Linked DNA regions of Mus musculus: region 2 is linked to region 1. A link is a loop called in an ENCODE intact Hi-C map of the cell type or tissue named here. Cell type or tissue: heart. All regions are shown on one strand. Each heading gives the region's core, and the rest is flanking DNA. Links, peaks and the distances in the headings are about the cores only.

Region 1 (8,339 bases), core at 251-8,250:
AGCACTTGTCGTGGAATTCTGATGACATGAGTTTGATCCCCAGACTCCATAGTTGGAGCAGAGATGATCCCAAGAGTTTTTCTGTGATATAGTGTGTGTGCACACCCCTCCCTACCTCCCACCACTAATAATAAATAAAATAGAAAAGGAGGCATGTAGGAACGTAACATTTAGTTTTAGCTTCTTGTCACACATTAGTGATTCACTATTTAATGTCACTAATGAAGCTTCTTTTTACCTCTTAGAACATGAATTGTCTAAACTCATGAAACAGAGATAAAAGTTGTAGGGTTTTTGTTTCTGTTTTTAAGTTTTCTTTTTATGTATATATGTGAGCACACTGTCACTGTCTTCAGACACACCTGAAGAGGGCATCAGATTCCATTACATGGTTGTGAGCCACCGTGTGGTTGCTGGGAATTGAACTCAGGACCTCTGGAAGAGCAGCCAGTGCTCTTGACTGCTGAACCATCTCTCCAGCCCCCAAAATCTTAGGTTTTATAACAAACAGGTTGATGTGAATGCCAAGGTGTTTAAAATTCTTTTAAAACAGAGAACAGCTTAGTGTGGGGTTACAGTCAGAATTTGTTACAGCAAACCCATGAGAAGTTGGTGCTGTCTTACGCCGCTGTACTCTTCTTCTTAGGCCAGAAAGCACATCTTGCAGATCCACACCAGGGACTGGAACCCAAAACTGTCTGATGCATTTTTAGGAGAATTGGCAGAAAAATGTGTTGGTGAGTGCTCCTATTTGAACTCTTCGCCTGTCTCTGCTTGTCCTACTCCGTGTGCCTTTCCCTTTATGTTGAAATGTGAATGAGTACAGTTGTATGTCTTTAACTGTGTGATAGACGGCTCTGAATTCATATTTAAAAGTTATACAATCGTTTCACTTAAAGTTTCATGGATTGAATTCTCATCATGTGAGGTGTTTGGTGAACAAAGCTTAGAAGTCACATGGGTTTCATTGAATGCTGAACATCCTTCATATTACTACAGTCTCCTCTTAGGAATTATCCCTTCTCAGAAATGTTACTAAGAAAGACAAGCATAAGAGAAAAGGCCCATGTGGATGAGCACTGTGGCCTCCCATGCGTCCTGGATAGAGCTGTCGGGCTCAGCTCTGTTCCTGCAGTCTAGAGAGAGCTGGGTGGGAGGGGCCAGCAAAGAAAATCCTTACTGCTATTTGCCTCAAATATAAAACTTTTCAACTTAATTTAAATACATCACAGTAGAAAAATGTCACCCACAGAATAAATAACCATTGATGTTCTAAGAGGATGAGAGCACTGATAACCACAGGAGATGGAATTCGAGGCTTTCTCTCTTCTAATTAGGTCTGAAATAGGAGGTTAGTAGTAACTGAATGTACACAAAGGAAAGTTCCCTCATTCTTCCTTCTTCCTGGCAAGAGAGCATGCACTAAACCCATTTCATGGTTTTTTTTCCCCATACTCTGCAAAATATAAAAAACAAATAAAAAACTACCTATCTCCATGAATATTTTAAGCATTATGAAGAAATCCCTCAAATAAATCCATTAATGATATCTACTTGGGAAAACTTCAAAGTTACCAAAACCAAAAACATCAACTTAGTTAAAAAAAATTTCATTGTGATCCACTATCAAATAATTAAAACTTAAATAGAACATTAGTCCATTCAGTTAGCTACATCCGAATTATCCTCTTCATCCACAGGGACTTCCATCTCCGAAGCAGCATCCCTCAGCTTTTGAACCACAAAGACCTCGACATCTTCTGGTGAGGAGAAAACGTAAATCTCTCCAGCACTACCCCAATTTAAGCTTTGCCTGGTATAAGAGAGCATGCGCCAGACCCATTTCATGTACATTGGCTTGATCTTTGCAAAGCCTTGTGCTGCTTTATGGGAGAGGGTGGTACTTGGTTAAAACGAAACAAAACAAAACAGAACCCAGTCTTTCCTTTTTGATCCCTCTCCCCTTTATTTATCATATTATGGTATTAGAGTTCAGATCAGACTGGGAGCTTTTGTAGATTTTTCTGTGAATCTGTCACAGGATGAGCCTTAGTTGAAGTTCATAGTTGTCTTCAAGAAGTGAGAAATCCCTAGCTATTCTAAAATAACTTTCTATTACCCTGCCTTTCATCTGAAATGTTACACACTGAAGTTTAATTCTTTATCTTAATATTTGAGTTTCAGTTTTCATATGTGTTTCAAAAGGTCAGTCAGTATTCTGCACTTTTCCAAGTGACTTACTTTAGCATGCAGTTGGTCTTTAAAAGACATTTACAATGTAATTTCTTACTGGACTGAAACTTCTCTTGCTTTTCCTCTTTTTGTGGGGTGGCAGTATGTATGAGATATGTTTATATACCATTGGCTTTTTGGAGAGTTAAATAAAATTCCAGTGAAATTAAATGGTTGTGTGTTCAGTTATGGCATTGATTTCATTTAAGAAACCAGTTCATGTTAAGAATGGTCAAATGCAGATCTTCAAGTAGGAATAGAACTACTGTCCTATTAGAACTACTATTTTAAATTTATTTTGAATATTACTATATACCTCAAATATGTTTTAACATGTATGGTTTCAGTTCAGTGGGATTTATGCCTAACAAAGATTATGCAGTCTTGGTGAATATCTGCAAGGATAGTTGGCCTTTTATAGGCTATGGACTTTGACTTGAGATACCTTGGAGGCTTTTGCATGCATATCAGGTATTCTTTTTAAGTAATAAAGAAATTTCATAAAAAGCTGGTGTCAACATTTATACAAAAAATAGCTTACAATTAATAAAACGGATTATCTAATGTTTTCTGTTTATTTTCAGTGAGAGGCTTAAAACAACGAAAACATGTCTATGAAATATCTGTATTTGGGGCTTTCATTTTGTTTGTAATTTTTCTAAAGAAATCCTCATAAAAATATTGATCCTTTTTTCTAACCTAACCCTTTATAGTTATATTTTCAATCTTTACAAAAATTATAACCTAGCCGGGCGGGGGTGGTGCATGCCTTTAATCCCAGCACTCGGGAGGCAGAGGCAGGCGGATTTCTGAGTTCGAGGCCAGCCTGGTCTACAGAGTGAGTTCCAGGACAGCCAGGGCTACACAGAGAAACCCTGTCTGGAAAAACCAACCAACCAACCAACCAACCAACCAACCAACAAACAAACAAACAAAATTATAACCTAATAGTAACATGAAAGAACCATGTTTCTTCAGTCTGTTGGTGTCCAGTAGAGCATTGTTTAGGAATGGTGAATGTGGGTTTTGAAAAAGGATGCTTTAAAAACAAGAACGTAAACGTTTAACTTTTAAGGTTGTTTCTTCTGTCAGCATCCTCTGTTTCCTAAACTAGAACACTGTGAGAGTACAAGGTGTGCTATCACTTAGAGCAGGACAAGAGCCCCTGAGGGAGGGCCAGTGTTCACCCAGAGCATTGCCGTTCTGGTGTACTGTGTTCAGTGTTTGAATCCAGTGAAGCATATAGAAGCAAGTGAATGGTTCTCAACTTTTTTGTGCATCAGAGGAATTTCTAAATTTTTCTCAAAATACATACTTAAAATTTTAAACTCTCAGAGAGTGACTCACTGTTGTGGAGCCTGGGAGTTTGCATTCATTCTGATGAGTTTTTAAAATTGAGAACCATAGATACAGGCCAGTTAATTTCGCACAAGCAGATAAAGACAATATTGTCTGCTTTTTTTTTTTTGTCTAGTAATTGTGATTACCCACTGAAAATTTTCTTTAGAAAATGGATTCTGATATTGTTAATAAAGTCAATCTTGTGGACTCAATTAGGAAAGAATGAATAGCGTATTGCCATTGTATATAATTAACATGTTACTATGGCAAATATACTGCCTTATGTTCCTGGAGGATTTATGAGTACTTCTATAGTTGCTGTTGTATCTCACCAGCCTCTGAGCTTTTCTTGTTAACTTGAGCAGCTGTTGTAAAGAGGACCACTGCGTGTCCATTCACTGTGCAGATATTTACCGGGAATATAAGTATGGTTCTTATTTGATGATGGTAGTTTATTTTTATCTTACAAAATTCATGTTCTTGTGATTATTTTCTACTTTATAATGTTATACAAGTGTTCTGTACTCATTTTGTTGAAGTAATATAAAAACTGTATGTCAAAGAAAAATGTACTTAAAAATTTATTAATGGAGAAGTATAAAATAGAAGACTAATGATAAACATAGTTATTCTGAAGAATTATTTGGGAGTTAGATTGTTATAATATTTCTTTAATCTGTTTATAGTTTTTAAGGCAAATTCTCAGATTATAAACTCACGAGTCATTTTTTCCTTTTGTAATCATTTTTATTTTGGTATTTATAAGTATCATAAAGTCAACATGAAGTATAAAGAGGAAGACAACTCAATAGTGATCCCTAAGTTTAGGGCATAATGTTCTATAACTTGTTCAAGTGGCTCCCCCTGCTGGTGCAACTGATAAGGGTGCCCAAGTGAAGTTTAATTTAGTTGCTGATAGTAAAAGACAGTCTTTGGCTAATCTGAAGGTTTTGGTTTGTTTTTCCCTTTTGTGACATGAGTTTCTAGTAGATCATTTTTGTAAATGTATGTTTTGCAGAAGTAAGTAGGTAAGTAATGAGAGTCAGTGTGGGAAACAATAGTCTAATTACAACATTAAGTTACAGTGCTTTTCAACTTGTTAATGACTATTGTGCTATGCTCAGGTCTGATGGTAAATTATAAGTTTTTGAAGATTCTCCTTATATATAATACCTTTGTATCACTTTTTCATATGTATTTAGGAAGTTAGTAATATTAGAAAAAATAAGCCAGGAGAGGTGACACACACCTGTAGTCATAGGTACTCAGCACGCCAGGGCAGGAGGCCTGGGCAATTTAGTGAGATTTGGTCTCAAAATAAAATCAAAGAAAGATGAAGAATGTTGCATAGTGGTATAGTGTGAGGATAAAGTCTAGATTAAGATTAGTTATGAAAGATTGAAATGTAGCAGTAATTCTTTGAAAACTTGCCCTGAAGAAAGCTGTGCATCGCAGTCAGTGGTTTTTGACACACAATACAGGACTTTTTGTGTTAATGTTATTAGCTTATGTTTTTGATAATTTAAAATACTTAGAACATTTTTAGTCAGTTTTGTTAGGTGATTTTAAAGGATTCATTTCAATTTTGCCAATGATTACTGATTATTTTAGATAGAAATGTATGTATTATGAAACCAGAGTGATCTTCGGAAGAATTAATTTTGTTCCTTTTCTCGTTTTGTGCATTAGGCTACTGTGGAGCTGACATCAAGGCCCTGTGTACAGAAGCCGCCCTGACTGCCCTGCGGAGGCGCTACCCTCAGATCTATGCCAGCAGCCACAAGCTGCAGCTGGATGTCACCTCAATAGTGCTCAGCGCCCACGACTTCTACCATGCCATGCAGAACATCGTGCCTGCTTCCCAACGTGCTGTGATGTCTTCAGGACAGGCGCTGTCCCCCATTATAAGGCCATTGCTAGAAAGAAGTTTCAACAACATCTTAGCAGTCCTGCAAAAAATATTTCCTCATGCAGAAACTAGCCAGAGTGACAAGAAAGAAGGTACTGTAAACTACTTTTTTGTATTGTGAAAATAAGAAAAACATTTCTTCATAAGATTAATTAGAACTTTATTTCACTCATCACTGAATATTTCAGAACTCACATGTTGTCTGTAAATGGTGTTGCCTGGTGAATGTTTATTCACTCTTAATATGGAGGATGTTAGAAAGTAGACTATAGTAATAATTGCTTATTTATTATAAAGTGCCTAATTTATCATTCATGAATCCATATCAAAGTTCTATGAGTTTTGAGGAGATTGAGCACTTTGGTTATGCGAGGTCACTCAGTAAGATTGGAGGCCGACTCAAGCCCAGGGAGCTTGCCTGCCCCGGCCGTGCTTTGTTCGGACGCTTCTGTACAGTCAGCTCATTTTGATGATGTTGACAGAGCACTCTTCATTTGTGCCGATGAAAATGAAAATGAGCTGTAGGTAAGGGAGTAACGTCCAGCCTAATTGTCCATAGTTATAGATTTCATTAAGCCCGGGCCTGTAATTTGGACCTGAGATGAAATCAGAACATTATCCTAAAAATCACATTTTCATGAGGAAAAAAAAATTCTGCTGGAGATATAAGTTAGTGAGAGGCATGCTTGTCTACCTTGCCTGAGGTCCTGATTCAGCTCTCAGTTCTGTGTCAGCTGGACATGATGGTGCACGCCTGTACCACTGGAGAGGCGGAAGATGCAAGATCAGAAGTTTCACGTCATCTTTTGAGGGCTAGGTCAGCAGGACAACAGGAAACCTTGTTTCATCTCCCCCAACCCCCCCAAAAAGTTTAGGTTTATGTTGAAATCAAGTAAGACCCATGAAATTTGAAGGTGAAGTAGTGAGGGTTTTATTTTTTTGTTGGTTTAACACAGGGTTTCACTGTGTATTCCTAGCTGGCCTGGGCATTTTGCCTGCTTCTCTCTCTACCTGGGATTAAAGCCACGTGCCTGGCATGAGATAGTGTGTTTTGATTATTTTAAATTTATCTTAATACTCTCTTTACTTAGTGTGTAGCTTATAACAAATAGAAAATTGTTCAGAGAATTATAGCAACATTAAAATTCATTGATGTTGTCTAATGAATATCAAATGAGTATATTCAGTGAATCATGAATATTATTCAATTTGACTGTCATTATAAATATATTTTTTCAAAGACTAATTTTCTTTAAAGGAAAACTTTACATAGAACTCTTTGTTCCTTAAGGTTTTTTTGACAGGTAGGGTGTGGACAACTATTCCTGAGCATATCTATGAATCAGGCTCTGTGCTGTGATTTGTGTGTGTTTTTATCTGTGATAGGTACGTTCTTTGTCTTTCTTTTCTGAGACAGTTTCACTCTGGAAATCATTATATAGCACTGGTTGATAGTTAAACTTATAACAATCCTCCTGTCTTACTCTCCTGAGTACACTATTACAGATAGGAGTCATCACCCTAGCTTATCTATGATTTTTATAACTGGGAACACACATATAAATATCTTTATCTAAAACTTTCAATAAAAAACAAAAAACAAAATGATTTGCTTCTTTAGACAATGCAGGGACTCCCCAGGCAGACCAACGGAGTCAACTGCTGGACCCTCGGGGTCCAGAGACTGAACCACCAACCAAAGAACATACAAGGGCTGGACCTAGGCCCTCCATCCATGTGATGCAGACACTCAGCTTACTTTTTGTGTGGGTCCCCCAGCAACTGGAGCAGGGGCTGTCCCTGACTGCTGCCTGCCTGTGGATCCTGCTCCTCTAACTGGGCTGTCTTGGCTGGCCTCAGTGGGAGAGGATGGGCTTAGTTCTGCAGTGACTTGATGTGCTAGGGTGGTTGGTATCCAGGGGGGACCTCCCTCTTTTCAGATATGAAGAAGATGGCACAGTGGGGAGGGCCCATGGAAGGGGTACTGTGATCAGAATGTAAAATGAAGAATTACCTATTGTGAGAGATTTTTGATATTCTTTTTCTTCATTTGAGAGTTTCCATTTTATGGCATTGTTCTCTTCATATACTTTTATTTTTGTAATTGCAAAGTATACTTTACTTCAGGCAACAAAACTAAGTTGCATGTATTAGTGGGATAACAACTACATTTTATTCAAGTTGTAAATTCTTGTCTTTCATTACTTTATATGTATTTTCCAGTTTGTTTTATTCGTTAATATTTTTTCCATAGACCTGTATTCTTTCCTTGTTTGTGACATTATCACCTAAGAGATTTTCTGTTATTTCTCAAATAAATATTTACTAAGTATTTAGCTTTTAAAGGCCACTGTAACTCTTCTTACTTGTATCATTCTGTGCCTCCTCATTTTCTTCTGTTTGATTTTTGTGTGTTTGTTGGCCATGTGTATGTCCTGTGTGTGGGTGCACATGCGTCTAGGTGAGTGTACTTTGTGAACATGGAGCTGATGTCAGCAACTATCCTTCCTTGTATGTCGCCTGTTTCCCTGACTGAGTAGCCAGCTTGCTCTGTGAGTTTTGTTTCTGCTTTTCAAGACTGAGATTGTAGGAGGGCTGCCATGCTTACATGGTGTCTCTGTGGGTTCTGGAGATCTGCACTCATGGTAAGCACTTTAACCACGGAGCCATCCCCCTAGCCCTGTGCCTTATCTTTATACAGCATCCTATTCTTCTGTTTTAGAAATATATGATATAGTTCTTCCCTTTCTCCCTCCTTCCCTCCTTCCCTCCTTCTCTCTTTTCTTCTTCTTTTCCCTCACCTTACCTAGTCTCCTCCTCCCTGCCTCCCTTCCCTTCCCCTTCCTTCTTTGGAACC
Region 2 (8,339 bases), core at 38-8,037, 200 kb before region 1:
GCCAGCTTAGCACCACCTTAGGCAAAGCTATACCTAGAAACAAACACGGAGATATAACAGCACAAGGTGGGTGCATTCCATGTCATACTTCCCTGCTTACTTTTTGATTATAAATTTGCCTGTTGATTTGATTTTGAGATTGCTTTTTAAAAAATGAAATGTAAGGATCATGGATAAATTGCATTATGGATTTTTATCTACAAAATTACATGAGATGTAAAACTATTATTAAAATGTGGCTGGATCTTTATAAAATTTAAGAATAGAGTATTGAAATACAAAAACATTTGTCCTTAAAGTCTTCCTACATTGTTTTAAGACAGGATCTTATAATGTAGCCCAGGCTGACTTCAAACGAGTATCAATCCACTCCTTGTCTCCCAAGTCCTGTGCCACCAACCCAGTCCATCCTATGTTCCTTAACTAATTGTCCATGACAACTGACCTGTTGCTTAATAGACTGAAACTTTTTTTTTCTCAAAGGCAGTAGGGACATAAATATAACAAATAAATGAATAAATACATTTATCATTCGTGAAGATCTTGTAATTACCTAGTAAATTTATGTATTTTTGTGTAGATTTAATGGAGTTTTGCTGTTGTTTGATTTTGAGTCAGGGTCCCAAAATATAGCCCTGGCTGGCCTGGAACTCACTGTGTACCCCAGGCTGGCTTCAAATTCACAGAGATCCACCTGCCTCTCCCTCCTGAGTACTGGGATTAAAGAAGGGCACACCCACACCCACTGGACGACAATTCAAACTCAAATGTGTGTCTAATATTTTTGAGGGAACAGGATCTGGCTATGTATTTATAACATGTCCTAAAACTTGCTCAGGAGTCTCAGACTTGTGATCCCCCTGCCGCAACCTCCTAAGTGCAAGGATTACAGGTGTGAACCAATGCCCTTGACTTCACAATTTATTTTATTTATTTTCTTTCCTCCTTTTGCACAGAAAGTTGCTGATTCTGACAAGACTGCTGTCCTCAAGTAAGATTGATAGTGGATTAATATTGTAGCTCTAGACCAAAAAAAATTTATATATGTGTGTGTGTGTATGTATATATATATATATACACCCAACACCTCCTTCTGACCTTCACGAACACCTGTCCACATGCAATGTATAATTTAAAAGACCATGCAGTAACATATGTAGATATATATGTATGTATATATATATGTGAGAGAGAGAAAGAGAGAGAGATCAATCTGAAAATCTGAAGACACTGGAGAATGACCAAAAGGCTTCATCTCCTTTTGCCAAACTAGTTTCAACCAGAGCTAGTGGAGGTAGCTAAACCTCACACACATATGATCCCACTGGTTGAGGAATTAGAAAGCAAAGTTCATGGCAATTATGGAAGGCTTTTTTCCCTAACAGTGGTGGAGATAAACCTGATTCATGCTAAGCAAATGCTCTCCCACTTGAACTGTCTGTGGACAGGGCTTTATGCAGCCCAACTAAAGCCTAAGAAAAGTAAAGTAGTTTCAGCGGCTGCTAACTGACAAAGTTTAGAGCCTGAACTCTGCAAAGTCAATTACCTGGTAAATTCAATATTCTTTATGACATAAAAGAAGCCAGGTCTTGTATAAATAATGTCTATCATTCATAATGTCTAAAATAGAATCTAAAATTACTAGACACAGAGGAAAAGGAAAATGTCACCCATACTTAAGGAAAAAAATCAGCAGAAACTGGGATGGTCCATATCTTGTAACTGAAAGATAAAGACTTCGGGAGTACAGCTTCGTACACAAGCCCTAATTCCAGTTATTCTAGGTACTAGGGAGGCTGCTACAGGAAGACAAAGGATTGAAGACCAGGCTATGCAATACAGTGAGGTCCTATCCAAAGAGAAAAGTGGAGAGGGATATTTTTTTAAAATGCTAACAATGAATAGACAGATTTAGCAAACAAAAAGAAGCAAGAAGGAAAAAAAAAAAGTGGAAAAATCCAGTTCTTAAATTTTACAAAGAAACAAACTTCAGTGAGATTATCAGAAGATTGGAGATGACATAAATATGAATCATAATTATGATTTCAGTAAATGTGAAAGTATAGCATTGGGAATAATTCACTTCAGACCCAGACTTAGCGACATGTGCCTGGAAACCCAGCCCCAAGAAGGCTGAGGCAGGAGGACTAGAATTTGAGGACAGCAGAGACAACACAGAGACCTTGTCCGAGAGACAAAAGTGGGGGTGCCAAGGGAGGGAAGGAAAGAATACCTGAAAGGAGGGCATTTTGGAACCTGTAAGCCAACAGATACAAGAAATCCAATAAACTTCAAGTAGTGGAGAAATTAGAGCCATCATACATTGCTGGGACTTTATAGTGAAATGGCACAGCTGCTGTGGGGAATCTATTTGTTGGTTTCCCAAAAAGTTATGTATAGAGTTATTTGACCCAGTGAGTGGTTAAGACTTCCTGCTCTTCCAGGTGCGAGTTCAGTTTGCAGTACATTCATCAGGCAGCTTAAAACCATCCCAGTTCCACAGAACCCAACACCTCCTTCTGACCTTCACGAACACCTGTCCACATGCAATGTATAATTTAAAAGACCATGCAGTAACAAATGGTACAACATGGATGAACCTTGAAAGCATTATTCCACATGAAAGAAGCCAGTCACAAAGGATCACATATTACATAGGTCTCATTTGTATAAATGTCCAGAATATGCAAATCTACAGAGTTAGAAAGTAGATTACTGTTACCAATAACTAGAGGGCAAAGAAAGAAGACTGCCAATGAATATAGTTGGTTTTTAGGAATGATGAAAAAATTCTGGAATTAAGAGAGTGGTAGAAGTTATATATCCTTGGGAATAGACTAAAAAGGAAACTGAGCCAGGCGGTGGGGCTCAAGCCTTTAATCCCAGCACTCGGGAGGCAGAGGCAGGTGGATTTCTGAGTTCAAGGCCAGCCTGGTCTACAGAGTGAGTTCCAGGACAGCCAGGGTTACACAGAGAAACCCTGTCTCGAAAAAACAAAAACAAAAAAAGCATACATAGGAGCCAGGCACTCGGGAGGCAGAGGCAGGCAGATCTCTGATTTTTCAGACCAGCCTGGTCTACAAAGCGAGTTCCAGGACAGCCAGGGTTATACAGCAAAATCCTGTCTCAAACAAACAAACAAAACCCTGTCTCAAACAAACAAGAAACAAACCAAAAAAGAATACATAAGTTTTCACTGCATAAAATTTTTTTAAAATAAGCAAAACCATAATGACAGAATGGTTACAGGAAATGAGGGAAGTGTGAGGGGGTACTCCAAAAGAACTTGATGAGAAAACTGGGAGCAGTCAATGTATTTGTTATCTTGATGTGTAAAACTGGCTTCAGGAACATACACACGTTAAAATTTATCGTTATGCATTTCAAGTGTATTTATTTTACACCAATTATACCTTAATAAAACTCTTTAGGAAGAAAAATACAACATATCCAGGTTTAAATAGGGGTTTTTGGTTGGTTGGTTGGTTTTTCGAGACAGGGTTTCCCTGTGTAACCCTGGCTGTCCTGGAACTCACTCTCTAGACCAGGCTGGCCTTGAACTCAGAAATCCACCTGCCTCTGCCTCCCGAGTGCTGGGATTAAAGGCGTGTGCCACCACGCCCGGCTTTAAGTAGGTTTTTATCAGCTTTGTTATATTGTTAAAATTTATAATCAATGGTATATGATTCTACTTTAAGCTCTTAAAGAGCAAAGTAAGTAAGTAACAAAGTTAGTAGAGTTAATGGGGATAGATAGGTTCTATCCAATAGAGTAAAATAGAAAGAAAAATAAAACTTATGCACAAGGCACATCTCTAAGCAAGGACCTCAACAGTCATACAACTGTACCTCCATAAAAGAAAGCGACTGTGGTTCCAACCATTCTTTGGAGCTCTTGAGCTTGGGGAGTGTGCCCGTCACCATATCATCTTGGCTCCTATTTTTCATTGTGGTCATCAAGTAACACAGTCCCTAGAAAAGCTAAAATAGCATTTATTTTGTAATTAAAATTCACAGTAATTTTCTCCGCGGTTTAATAATCAACACTCATGACCTTGGGCACTTAGGGAACGAGTCTTGGAAAACTGCCCGTCCATGTGTCCCTTCCAATTGGCTTGAAACAGGGCTCTCTTGAAGCCCTCCTGGCTAGGAATCTAGTTCCCAGCAGTTTTCTAGGTTTGATATGACATGAATGCTGATGAGTTGCCGCTTTCAAGCTACTGACAAATGAACTTAGAGAAAGAAGGGAATTTGGGACCTTCAAGCTCCAAGAGATCCAAAGCCCTCCCCGGGGCCTGCATGTGAGGGAGAAGAAGACTTGTGGGTCTGCGCCCATGATGAATCTAGGGTACCAGGCCCGCTCACCCGGGAGTACCGGGCCCCCGATTCGCGATTCGCCGGCTCCGACACAGACCGCGTGCGCGGGCCGTCCTGCCGCGCAGGCTTCCACAGGTCCTTCAGCCCCCTCTGGCGGTGGGCCTGCCCTTCGGCTCTCCGCACCACAGTGAGCCCGCGGCCTCAGCCCGAGACCTTGGATTCGGAACGCGCGGGCGTTCGGACCTCTGTCTCCTGGGACGCGGCGCCACCCCTACGCGCCCCTCGGCCAGCGGGAAGACGAGAACGCGCGCGCACCTCGCCGAACAGCACGGAGCAGTGCAGCCCTCTGGCCTGGGAGCGAGGCGAGTCGAAAAGGAGGCAGTGGAACTGTCTCGCGCTAACAGGCAGCTATCGCAGCCAATCAGCTTTTCAGATCCGTGCTACGCCCGCCCCTAGCGGAGCCTCGTCTCCTCTTGTAGCCCCTACTCTGTGTTTAGTTCCCGGCCTCCAGGACTCAGGATTCAGTTAGGCTACCGGCCTCCCATCAATTAGTCCTCCGAAGGCAGCGGCGGGAGAGAGTCGTTCGCCTTACTAGGAACCTGCGGCAAAAGAGTGTTTGTGGCGGTTGACCCTTTGAGGGCCGTCCAAGATGGCAGCACATGAGCAGTAAATGTAGCTCTAAAGAGCCTCCAAGGTGGTCTTAGAGCTCAGGTTTGTTGACCGGTGTCTTGTCTACAGCGTTGATGCTGGCCAAGGAGGAGGAATGAAAAGAGTATCTTTTTTAAATCGGTGGTGCACCTTGAGTGGTTTTGAGATTTTGTGGATAACTGGTTGCTTTTTTTTGTTTTTACTTTATTTTACTTTTATTTATTTGTTTGTTCATTTTTGCGGAGCTGAGAATTGAATGGAGGACTTATTCGCAGATCTTTATTTTTCTAAGACAGGGTCTCTTTGGCCTTGAACTTGTGACCTTCCTGCCCTTAGAGTACCCAAAATAATAGGCATAGACCTTTGTTTTTAAATCTCAGGTAAATCATTAAATAGATAAAAATATTGAGGCTCTGATTTTTTTTTCAAACTCACCTTCATAAACCATTCTGTGAATTCTGATTTTTCTATAATAGTTTTTCTTCCCCTCTGAGTACTGGTGAACCCTGGATGATGGACCACTATTTTCACTCGTCCACCGTTTTAGAGGACACACACTGATAATAAGCTGGAACGTACACAAGAAGCACTTGTATTGTCCCTCGTGGAGTCTTCAGCTGCAGGTTCTGGTTCAGAGCCGAAGAAGCATGAGTCACTTGCAGAACTTACTGTTAGATACCCTGCTGGGGACGAAACACGTGGACAGCGCAGCCCTCATCAAACTCCAGGAAAAGACCCTGTGTGTGACATCACCAGGATTTAGTGTAAGGGTGAAAGCTTCTTAAAAATATTTTTTAGGTTAGCATATAGAGTGTTGGATTTTATATGTTATCTTCATGTATGTGTTGTAAGCTATGTAACATCCGAACATGTTTCAACAATGTCAGAATTTATTGAGTAATGATAAATTCACAAAGTACGATAGTTTCTGTGGCAACAATTTCATACATATGCCTGCTTTCTTTGGTAACCTCACGGGTAAGCACAGATTCTTATTCTGCTATCTTAATTACTAATATCAACTCATGGATTACACACACACACACACACACACAGTGTTACAGATTGGCAATAAAGTGTTATGAGGCCACAGCAGAGATCAAGAATTTTCAGAAGTTCTGAAAAGCAGGGCAGTTGGTAGAAATATCATTAGATATTTGATATTTGTTGATAAATTAACAGTACCAGAGCTTCGGGAAAGAGTCTGGAGAAGCTGTAGTGATGACTTAAGGCTCCTTCAGATCTCAAGTTTGAAACTGAAGCCGCAGAGTTGAAACCAACTCCAGGAATAAAGGAACCAAGATGGGTCCAGACAGATTGGTAGACTGATAGATGGGGCAAGTCCAGGGCAGTAGGAACTAATACCATCTCAGTGCTAGGTGTTTGCTTCTTTAGGGAGCCAGGTAAGGAAGACACACCCATTCTTTGCTCTGTTGTATATGGTAGTTTCTTGGGCCTGTTTTTTCTGATACGATTTTAATATGTCCATATGCCTCTGCTATTTCAGCATTCTCTCTACTCCCAGAAATAAGTCATTTTTTCAGTCTGGGTTGAGTGGGTGGTTCTTGATAGACCTACTGTTCCTGTGTCCATCCAGGTATGAAGTCATCCTCCATCTTCAAAATAGAGTCTCTCGGGGCAAGACACACTGAAAAACCACTGTTTTACAAAATATAGAGTAACTTAGAGCAAAGCACATCCTGATCCTATATGACACTATACCTTGTTTTCATTCATCCCCAAGGGCCTTCTATCCACCCTCTCCAGCTTCAGCTGGTTCTCTTCCTCCCTTAATTCTTCTGTTTTCTTATCATGTGTATTCCATTATCCTGTTTCCCACATTCCTTAAGAGATCCTCCTCCTCTCTTATAAGTTTGTCTCACACACACACACACACAGATACATAACTGTAAAGACGTGTTTGATGTGTATGGGTGTGTTTTGTCTGCATGTATGTTCATGCACCATGTGTATGCAGTGCCTGCAGAGGGCAAAAGAGGGTTTCAGGTCTCTAGAACTAGACAGTTGGTACCTACAATGTGGATGGGCACTGGGAACTGAACCTGGGTTCTCTGCAAGAGCAACAAGTGGTCTTACATGCTGAATCATCTCTCCAGCCTCATCCACATCATTTTAAATCTAGGTTTCATTTATAAAATAAAATGTGTAGGGGCGGCTCTGTGGTGATTGTCCATCTGAGTCTGGTTTGTTAATCCTTAACACAATGATTTTTTTTCTACAAATGTCATGATTTTTTTTTCTTTTTTTCCCCTGAGACAGGGTATCATTATGTAGGCCAGACTGGCCTCAAACTCACAGAGATCTGCCTGCCTCTACTTCCCAAGTGCTAGGATTAAAGGCATGTTCCACTATTTCCAGCCATTTCAATTTCTTTATGGCTATATAAAATTGTATTGTGTATGTGTAGTAAATTTCTTTATCCACAGTGACAGGCATGGTGGGTTCCATTTCCGGCAATTGTGGAAAACTACAACAACAAACCCCTACATGTGCCCATCTCTGCTGACAGGATGATTTCGTTGATTCAAACTCCTTCCGTGATGTGTGCTACGGCTAGGTCATGTGGTAGTTCTATTCCGTGATGTGTGCTACGGCTAGGTCATGTGGTAGTTCTATTCCGTGATGTGTGCTACGGCTAGGTCATGTGGTAGTTCTATTCCGTGATGTGTGCTACGGCTAGGTCATGTGGTAGTTCTAGGTGCAGCTTTGGGAACGTCTATGCTGATTTCCACAGTGGCTGCACAAGTTTGCACCCACGGCGTCAGTGGATTGAGTTCCTCCTCTCTCTCCTCATGCCTTTGCCAGCTCTTGTTGTCATTTGTCTTCTTCTTTATTTTCCATTTTTAAAGAAGGTTCATGTAGCTGAGGCTAGCCTGCAACTTACTAGGTATCCAAAGATAACCTTGAACCTCCTGCCTCTACCTCCCAAGTGCTAGGACTGTGTCCATGGAGCACCAAGCCTGGTTTCTGCAGTGCTGAGGACTAACCCCAGAGCGTCAGCGTGCTAAGCAAATACTCTACCTAATGAGCTACATCCCTGCCCCCATTTGTTTTCGTTCTCTTAATACTTATTCTGACTGGTATATGACAGATTCTCAAAGCAGGGGGGTTTGTCATTTTTATTTTTCATATCAATATTTTCAGTGTGTGTGTGTGTGTGTGTGTGTGTGTGTGTGTGTGTGATTGTGTGTGTCACATGCATGCCTGGTGCCTTCAGAATTCAGAAGACTTGTATCCCCTAGAACTGTAAGCCAACATAGAGGTGCTGGGAACTGAATCTAGATCCTTCCTGTGAGCACCAAGTATTCTTAACCACCGAGCCATCTTTCTGGAACTATAATTTTCATTTATGTT

The links. A loop is a pair of places that touch in the nucleus more often than their neighbours do. Peaks named below come from ENCODE experiments on the same cell type or tissue, not always from the same donor. Only the 100,000 strongest peaks of a DNase experiment are listed, where the experiment ranks them.
Region 2: it touches region 1 in a loop (3-fold over the local background); 2 of 42 quality-filtered maps call a loop at or near these places.

Annotation. Positions count from the first base shown.
Region 1 is chr12:4,968,706-4,977,044 of GRCm38, forward strand. It overlaps Atad2b (ATPase family, AAA domain containing 2B), which reads left to right. Exons shown (of 28, transcript NM_001362349.1): 15 at 647-737; 16 at 5,263-5,574. Among named protein-coding and RNA genes, the nearest start is that of Atad2b, 56 kb to the left of the region's middle. In heart, for the core only: CTCF peaks have their summits at 4,449 (motif pointing left) and 4,649; no DNase peak of the experiment used is centred there.
Region 2 is chr12:4,764,542-4,772,880 of GRCm38, forward strand. It overlaps Fam228b (family with sequence similarity 228, member B), which reads right to left and starts at 4,693. Exons shown (of 7, transcript NM_175431.5): 1 at 4,365-4,693; 2 at 3,849-3,980. The coding sequence starts at 3,956. It overlaps Pfn4 (profilin family, member 4), which reads left to right and starts at 4,754. Exons shown (of 4, transcript NM_028376.4): 1 at 4,754-5,728. The coding sequence starts at 5,612. In heart, for the core only: CTCF peaks have their summits at 4,485 and 4,689; a DNase peak (open chromatin) is centred at 4,730; H3K4me3 peaks cover 1,294 bases; H3K27ac peaks cover 1,225 bases.